Linked DNA regions of Homo sapiens: region 1 is linked to region 2. Evidence: chromatin contacts called from ENCODE Hi-C or POLR2A ChIA-PET data. All regions are on one chromosome and are shown on one strand. The core of a region is the stretch at or near the end of the contact, and the rest is flanking DNA. Distances in the headings are between cores, read along the strand shown.

Region 1 (3,859 bases), core at 518-3,017, 270 kb after region 2:
TCATCTAGGTTTTATTTATATTTTTTTTTGAGACGGAGTTTCGCTCTTGCTGCCCAGGCTGGTGTGCAATGGTGCGATCTCGGCTCACCGCAACCTCTGCCTGCTGGGTTCAAGCGATTCTCCTGCCTCAGCCTTCTGAGTAGCTGGGATTACAGGCATGTGCCACCACGCCCGGCTAATTTTGTATTTTTAGTAGAGACGGGGTTTCTCCATGTTGGTCAGGCTGGTCTCGAACTTCCGACTTCAGGTGATCTGTCCGCCTCGGCCTCCCAAAGTGCTGGGATTACAGGCAGCAGCCACCGCGCCCAGCCAGGTTTTAAGTCCCGCATGCATTAGCTATTTGTCCTAATGCTCTCCCTCCCCTTGACCCCCACGCAACCAAAGATGGTTTTAAGGCTTCTAGGACTGGAGATGATTACTTTCAGAAATGAATAGTGGTGACCAGATGAAATAAGACTTTTGGATGTAGATAGGACCTTAGCGATATATTTCCAGCTTTTTATTTTTTATTTTAAGGATGAAGAAACAGCTTTAAGTTGGTTGCCTAAAGTCACGCAGGTAATTGATGCAGTATGGCCAGAACCCATACTAGGCTTAAGGGACAGTGTACCATAAACTCGTAGAGGTCCTTTAAACAGATAGAAACGCTGTGCTCCAGGCAGATGCCATAACAAACACTGGCTCTAGATCTACCATGGGTTATATGGGTCCTTAGTTAAGATTAGATATGGAGTCACAGTGTGCCAGAATTTCAGGGAGAGAGGAAAGTGGAAGGGCTTTCCACTAAGCCTTTTGAACTACTAGGTACCCCTCGTTTTACATCTGGTTATCTCATTTAAATCTATGACGTTTTAAAATACTTATTACCATTTAAGACATGAGAAAAATTAAGTTTAGAAACGGCTAGATAGCTCACGCTAGAAAGGAAGGACTCCAAATTTTAACCAAGGGCAGATGTGCATGGAGGCCAAGTCATTTCCTTCCCATGCTCTCATACTGACCCAACAAACCCATTCTGCACGTGAGAAAACTGAGGCCCGGAGGAGGGAATTCACACACGTTTGAAGCCAAGCTGGGGCCAGAAAGTAGATCGGCTGATCTCCAAACCTCCACGTCAAAGGTCTTCCCAGGAGGACATATGCCTTCAAGGATTTTACAATGTATACCACCCTACAAGTGATGGGAGAGAGGGGAAAAAAGCAACCGACTAAGGAGAAAAGCAAGGAGCAGAAAAAGGAGCAAAAGAGGAGCTGTCAGAACGGTGTGAGGAGAGTGGGAAAGGAGCCGCCTCCTTTTGCCTCTCTTCCTACTTATTAACAAAACAGAACGACTATCCAACGTATTTCAGGGAGCTAAGTCTTAGCCAGCTTCAGCTGTGTTTTAACCCTTAGCTAAATATAGACAAGGCTAAGGCAGGCCAGGTGTACACTTCAGGAAGACGTGGAAATTCCCAGGGCGGACCAAAACTTGAGCTGTTCCGGCGGTAGTGATTTGAGGTCAGTTTGAAAGAGAAGTTGAGAAAGCGGCCGAGGGGCGAATTTGGCTGCACTACACGCTCGCCACAAAGAGGAAGGGCCGCCGGCCGCCGGGGCCGAGTGCGCTTCCAGCCCAGGCGGAGCGGTAGACGCAACAGCCTCCGCCCGCCACGTGACCCGTAGTGTTGTGGTCTGGCCCGCGTGGGTGGCGGGAGCGCCGAGAGGGCGGGGGCGGCGATGGGGCGGGTCACGTGATGGGGTTTAAATCTCCCGCAGCCGGAGCCGCGGGGGCGCCAGTGCCGCGCGTCGAGCGGGAGCAGAGGAGGCGAGGGAGGAGGGCCAGAGAGGCAGTTGGAAGATGGCGGACGAGGCGGCCCTCGCCCTTCAGCCCGGCGGCTCCCCCTCGGCGGCGGGGGCCGACAGGGAGGCCGCGTCGTCCCCCGCCGGGGAGCCGCTCCGCAAGAGGCCGCGGAGAGATGGTCCCGGCCTCGAGCGGAGCCCGGGCGAGCCCGGTGGGGCGGCCCCAGAGCGTGAGGTGCCGGCGGCGGCCAGGGGCTGCCCGGGTGCGGCGGCGGCGGCGCTGTGGCGGGAGGCGGAGGCAGAGGCGGCGGCGGCAGGCGGGGAGCAAGAGGCCCAGGCGACTGCGGCGGCTGGGGAAGGAGACAATGGGCCGGGCCTGCAGGGCCCATCTCGGGAGCCACCGCTGGCCGACAACTTGTACGACGAAGACGACGACGACGAGGGCGAGGAGGAGGAAGAGGCGGCGGCGGCGGCGATTGGGTACCGAGGTGCGCAGGGTGCGGGCGGCCGGAACTGCGCATCTCCTCCTCCCTCTCCCCGGGCTCCTACTGGCCTGAGGTTGAGGGCGGCTGGGGGCTCGGGGCAGGCTCCGCGGCGTTCCCCTCCCCACCCCGGCCCTCCGTTCAGCCGCGCTCCTCCGGGGCTGCGGTTCCTACTGCGCGAGCTGCCAGTGGATTCGCTCTTTTCCTCCGTCCGTGGCCCGCCTGGGCGGCCTTGTTCTTTCCGCAGCAGCCAGGTCGGGAGACTCTCGCAGTCGCTTTAAAATAAGTTTCTCTCCCCCTCTTACTCTTTTAGCATATTGCTTTTGTTAGAGCTTTTTTTTTCTTTTTCTTTATTTTTTATTTTCATTGCTTTTCTCCTCTACCCCCCAGCACACTTAAGTCTGCAACTTTTTGGCTGTCCCGTTGGTCTGCGTTTTCAATTGCTTTTTGCAAACTTGACACCTGTGCAGTTTGCTTTTTTTGGTCTATATTTTTATGACTGAAATTACAATTTTTGAAAGAGGAAAGCTGTTTCTATAGTCACAGCTTGCAAAATTTAAAGAACGTGGCTGTTCCTGAAGACATTACCATTCTGTAATGCAGTTAGGAGTGGGTATGGGAGAGAGAGTACTTTTAGAGCTGTTCATATTACTTTTATTCTAATCTTGCTCTTGTGCGGTAATGGTGTTTGGGCTAAACATGCTTTTTTTGTATGTATGTAGTATTGAGACACAAACTTAACACTTCTAGCATAATGAAGCAGATATGTTGCAGTTGTCATGTTCTTGAAGGTTTCTTTTTTTTTTTTTTTTTTTTTTTGAGACGGAGTCTCGCTCTGTCGCTAGGCTGGAGTGCAGTGGCGCGATCTCGGCTCAGTGCAACCTCCGCCTCCCGCGTTCAACCGATTCTCCTTCAGCCTGCCGAGTAGCTGGGACTACAGACACCCGCCACCACGCCCAGCTAATTTTTGTGTTTTTAGCAGAGACGGGGTTTCACCATGTTGGCCAGGATGGTCTTGATTTCTTGACTTCGTGATCCGTCCGCCTCGGCCGCCCAAAGTGCTGGGATTACAGGCGTGAGCCACCGCGCCCGGTCAGGTTTCTTATTTTTGATCTGAGGAGTTTCTATCCTTGATAGGTGTTCATCTTTATCAATATTTGGGTCAGGCCGGGCGCGGTGGCTCTTTCGTGTAATCCTAGCACTTTGGGAGGCCAAAGCGGGAGGATCTCTTGAGCCTAGGAGTTTCAGGCCAGCCTGGGCAACATAGCGAGACCTCCTCTCTACTAAAAGTAAAAAAAGCGGGACGTGGTGTCGCACACCTTTAGTCCCAGGTACTAGAGTTCGAGGTTGCAGTGAGCTGTGATCCTGCCACTGCACTCCAGGGTGGGCAACAGAGTGAGACCCCGTCTCAAAAAAAAAAAAAAAAAAAAGTAATATGTGTTTTTAGGGACTGATTTAGTAAAGAGACCCTGATTTCAAGCAACACAGTTGAGTACTAATTTATTATTTACCTAATAATAATTGTGTTATTAATACTGTTTATTTAATAGAGGAAACAATGCAGAGGTACTTGTAGTATTGTGTAAGTTTAACGTGCGCATT
Region 2 (4,331 bases), core at 1,228-3,727:
AGCTTTCAAGTTATCCTGTAAAATAAATCCTGTGTCCTCATTTTCTTTTTCAGTACTAAATCAGTTATATTTCTGTAAGGAAGTTTAGTTGGAACAACTTGCAACAAAGATGATTCTAATGTAGGGTTTAAGCCCATGTCTTGCTAACTTTACCTTTTGCCATAGATACAAAACCCTCCCATTCCCCTCTTTCTCAGACTTCAGGGGTCCCTCTCATATAGAAAATCTCCAAGCTTGCAGCATTAGAGAGCTTGGGTTTGCTTACTTTCTTTAGTCTGTAAATCTGTGCTAGGCTATAAAGACACACCTTCATCGTAGATACAGGAAGGAACTTCCATGGGAATGGTGCTAAATTAAAAGTTTCAAGTAATTTATAAAGAAGAAATTCCCACTCTATTAATTCTGCAAGTTTAACATTCCACAAAACCGGACATATTTTCAATGGTGTGTAAAAATATTTATATATTAAAATTAAGAGTATAAAAAAGGTTTTTATAGATTTTCCAAATTTAGGTGTGCTTCTCTAAATGCTCTAAAGATGCTGAAAATTAAATTGATAAGCTTAATGAACCAAGCCATCAACTGTCATTATATAGAGCCACACTGGCACACAATATGAACACTGTAGAATATGTTGACTTTTTTTTTTTTTTGAGACGGAGTCTCACTCTGTCGCCCAGGCTGGAGTGCCGTGGCACGATCTCCGTTCACTGCAAGCTCCGCCTCCCAGGTTCACACCATTCGCCTGCCTCAGCCTCCCAAGTAGCTGGGACTACAGGCACCTGCCACCACGCCTGGCTAATTTTTTTTGTATTTTTTAGTAGAGACAGGGTTTCACCATGTTAGCCAGGATGGTCTCGATCTCCTGACCTCATGATCCGCCCGCCTCAGCCTCCCAAAGTGCTGGGATTACAGGCGTGAGCCACTGCGCCTGGCCGTGAAATGTCTTTTTTAATGCCAACTTGGGTAACACAATTATATTCTATAACCTTGTTCCTTCCCAATATAGTTCTGATTTTTTTTAATTCTACCCTCATTGTAGTATAAAAAGGCCCTGTTAACAGCCATCTCTTTTCTTGTTTATTAGCTAAAACACTTTGAATTTCAACCTTCCTCCAATAGCTCACAGGAGCCTTCAGGGCTACTTTTGCTCCCTTGAGTTAATTTTAATGTATGAAATAAAATATAAGACATTTAAGCTATGTTAATTAGCTAAAACTTCAACAGGGTTCTGAAAGAAATTAGAAGGGTAGAAAAATAAAACTGCCTATAGATAAGTAAAAACTGTGATCTTTCAAAGTAAAAGGTACAAACCAGTCTCGGGGAGGAGAGGGGGTGTCCCTTCTTCAAGTCATTGATAATTTCAACTATTCTTTTACTTCTACCAAAACAACCCTTACTGGATTAACAAAAGTACAGAGGAAGATTAAAGGGTTGAGAACCCAAAAAATGCCTCTAGATAACATTCAACACCCCCCCAAACCAACTTCAATCTTCTTTTAGTTCCTTTCAAGCCAATAAACACTTATATTTTGTTCAAAATAATACCCTAGGCATTCAGGAAATAAATATGAATAAGCTCCAATATGGCAATAAGAGAAATACACAACTAGTTGCAACATTAAAGGCAGAATGATAACTGTTTACACTTATATAAGTACAAAGAAAGTGCTGCCAAAATTGCAAACATTCACAAGGATTAAGTAGGACTTCCAAGAAGAGCCTTTAAGAACAGATAATTTTCTACCAGAAGAGATAAAAGGGAGGTATGTAAGCCAGGGAAAGAAAATTGTGTGCAAAGGGGCAGAGAAAAAAATTTATTTTGTCTGAAAATAGCAGATAGCCAAACTTAGCAAACTGTGGGGTAAACACAGGCAATAGGGTGAGAAGGCCAAGAAATAGGTTTCATCTTAAATAAAAAGTTATAAAAGTCAAAGAAAGAGTTAATATTTAATGTAATAGGTGATAGAAAATGAAAACACAGCATGCCCAAAGTAGAGAAGCCTTTGCCCATCAACCTGCCTCTCCACCATCTGTATTTTTTACCTCAGTGGCTAACACCTCTAACCTGAAGCAGAAACCCAGAGGTCATCTGGGCTAGTCTCTCTCTCATCTTCCTCTCCAAGTCCTTGTCATCCAAGACACAGAAACGGGGCATCATTCTCTGCCCCATTCACCAATCTATCATTATGAAAAGTGTGTGCAATGATTCTGCCCTCGTTGAATCTTTCATGAAGCGTCTTCTGAGAGGTCTCACTGCCTCTGCACCAGCCCTACATTCCCACTAGAGCCGTCTCTTGAAAATGTAAATCTCTCATATTTGCACTACCTGTAGGCTACCTGCTGCCTACAAGCAAAGTCCAAACTCTTTAGCGTAGCTTTTGAGGCAATTTTGATCTCACTGCTCACTAAATTTTCATTCTCATCTTCTATCTGTGGAATCTGACCACAAACTACTTGTTAGGCTCAGAACAGGAAATGTTCAGCAACCTCAACCTGGGGTGACTCCCTCCCCTCACAGCTCCTTGTTCGTAGCTCTTGTATCACTCATTATACTGTCTTGTAATTAGCTGTTCACATATTGCCTCCTCTGCTCTACCACGAACTCAATAAGGACAGGGGCCGTGCTTGACTCATCCTGAAAACACAGAGCCAGCGTACTGTGAAAAATAAACAAACAGTGGTTTACTGGATGAAAAAAAAAAAAGAATAAAACCCTACATTTTAGAAGCCTTTAAATCAAGAGTCACAATGTTCAGTGATTCATACGAGGTTACCAAAAGAATGGGTTGCTACAGCAAAATTAAAGTTTAGTGATAACACATAGCAGCTTTCATTAAAAGGAAGTCCTTAATGTGGGATTTTCTGCCATATCTCCTGTCTAGTTTAGTTGGGGTCTGATCAGTTCAATGTAATCTAGGATCAAGTATATTATATCCAGTCTTTTTTTGCCCCCCCCAACAAAGACACGTTACATAATTCATTTTCAAACTACAAATAAAAAGAGCTGGCACATCCTTTTTATTACTGATTTTTTCATTTTTTTCAATCCTTGTGTTAGTTTTCTAGGGCTGCCATAACAAAATACCACAGACTGGGTGGCTTAAGCCACGGTTCCCCAACCTTTTTGGTACCAGAGACCCATTTTATGGAAGACAACTTTTCCACAGACCCAGGGGTGGAGTGGGGGTAGACGTTTTTGTGCCCGGAGTTGGTTCCTTCTGGTGGGTTCGTGGTCTCGCTGACTTCAAGAATGGAGCCACAGACCTTTGCAGTGAGTGTTGCAGCTCTTAAAGATGGCATGGACCCAAAGAGTGAGCAGTAGCAAGATTTATTTTGAAGCGTGAAAGAACAACACTTCCACAGCAAGGAAGCGGACCCTACCAGGTTGCCACTGCTGGCTGGAGTGGCCAGCTTTTATTCCCTTATTTGTCCCCGCCCATGTCCTGCTGATTGGTCCATTTTACAGAGTGCTGATTGGTCCATTTTACAGAGCGCTGATTGGTGCATTTTACAAACCTCTAGCTAGCTGCAGAGCACTGATTGGTGCATTTTACAATCCCTTCGTAAGACAAAAAAGTTCTCCAAGTCCCCTACTTGACCCAGGAAGTCCAGCTGGCTTCACCTCTCAGTTTCAGGATGATTCAAGTGGATTACATTTATTGTGTACTTTATATTATTATTACATTGTAATATATATGAAATAACTATACAACTCACCATAATGTAGAATCAGTGGGAGCCTTGAGCTTGTTTTCCCACAACTAGACGGTCCCATCTGGGGGTGATGGGAGACAGTGGCAGATCATCAGGCATTAGATTCTCATAAGGAGTAGGCAACCTACGTCACAATAAGGTTCACTTTCCCATGAGAATCTAATGCCACTGCTGATCTGACAGGAGGCAGAGCTCAGGCAGTAATGCAAGCGATGGGGGTTGGCTGTAAATACAGATGAAGTTTCTTTTGCTCACCCACCCACTGCTCATCTCCTGCTGTGTGGCCCAGTTCCTAACAGGCCATGGACATGCACCAGTTGGGGTACTCAACTGGTACTGGCACTGGAGGCCTAGGGGTTGGGGACCCCTGGGTTAAACAACAGAAATTTATTTTCTTACAGTTCTGGAGGTCAGAAGTCCAAGACCAAGGTGTCAACAGGTTTGGTTTCTCCTGAGGCCTTGCTCCTTGGCTATCAGATGGCTGTCCTCTCTCTGTGTCCTCACATGTATGCACACAACAATGATGTCTTTCCCTGTACATCCTAATCTCTTCTGATAAGGACACCAGTCATATTGGATTAGGGCCCACCCAAATGACCCCATTTTAATTTAAT

The links. Hi-C counts contacts between places; a loop is a spot of excess contacts on that map. ChIA-PET counts read pairs that join two places held with the same protein, here RNA polymerase II (POLR2A). Pooled maps may share reads with other maps.
Region 1: a map of naive thymus-derived CD4-positive, alpha-beta T cell shows a loop between it and region 2 (26-fold over the local background). The contact joins the promoter of SIRT1 here to the enhancer-like site in region 2. A Hi-C loop is called at or near these places in 1 of 168 maps with a recorded cell type or tissue (naive thymus-derived CD4-positive, alpha-beta T cell) and 8 of 50 pooled maps. POLR2A ChIA-PET finds 5 or more read pairs at or near these places in 1 of 52 experiments (activated CD8-positive, alpha-beta memory T cell).

Annotation. Positions count from the first base shown.
Region 1 is chr10:67,882,889-67,886,747 of GRCh38, forward strand. SIRT1 (sirtuin 1) reads left to right here and starts at 1,768. Exons shown (of 9, transcript NM_012238.5): 1 at 1,768-2,263. The coding sequence starts at 1,834. RefSeq lists promoters at 1-1,833, 804-1,835, 1,623-1,834, 1,661-1,836, enhancers at 1,284-1,343, 1,364-1,523 and silencers at 1,604-2,143, 1,644-1,828, 2,263-2,557, 2,354-2,473.
Region 2 is chr10:67,610,679-67,615,009 of GRCh38, forward strand. All of the region lies in intron 2 of CTNNA3 (catenin alpha 3), which reads right to left. Among named protein-coding and RNA genes, the nearest start is that of CTNNA3, 83 kb to the right of the region's middle. Within about 2 kb of position 2,478, at least 3 of the 41 ENCODE cell types and tissues checked have a DNase peak (open chromatin) inside an H3K27ac peak, as active enhancers do.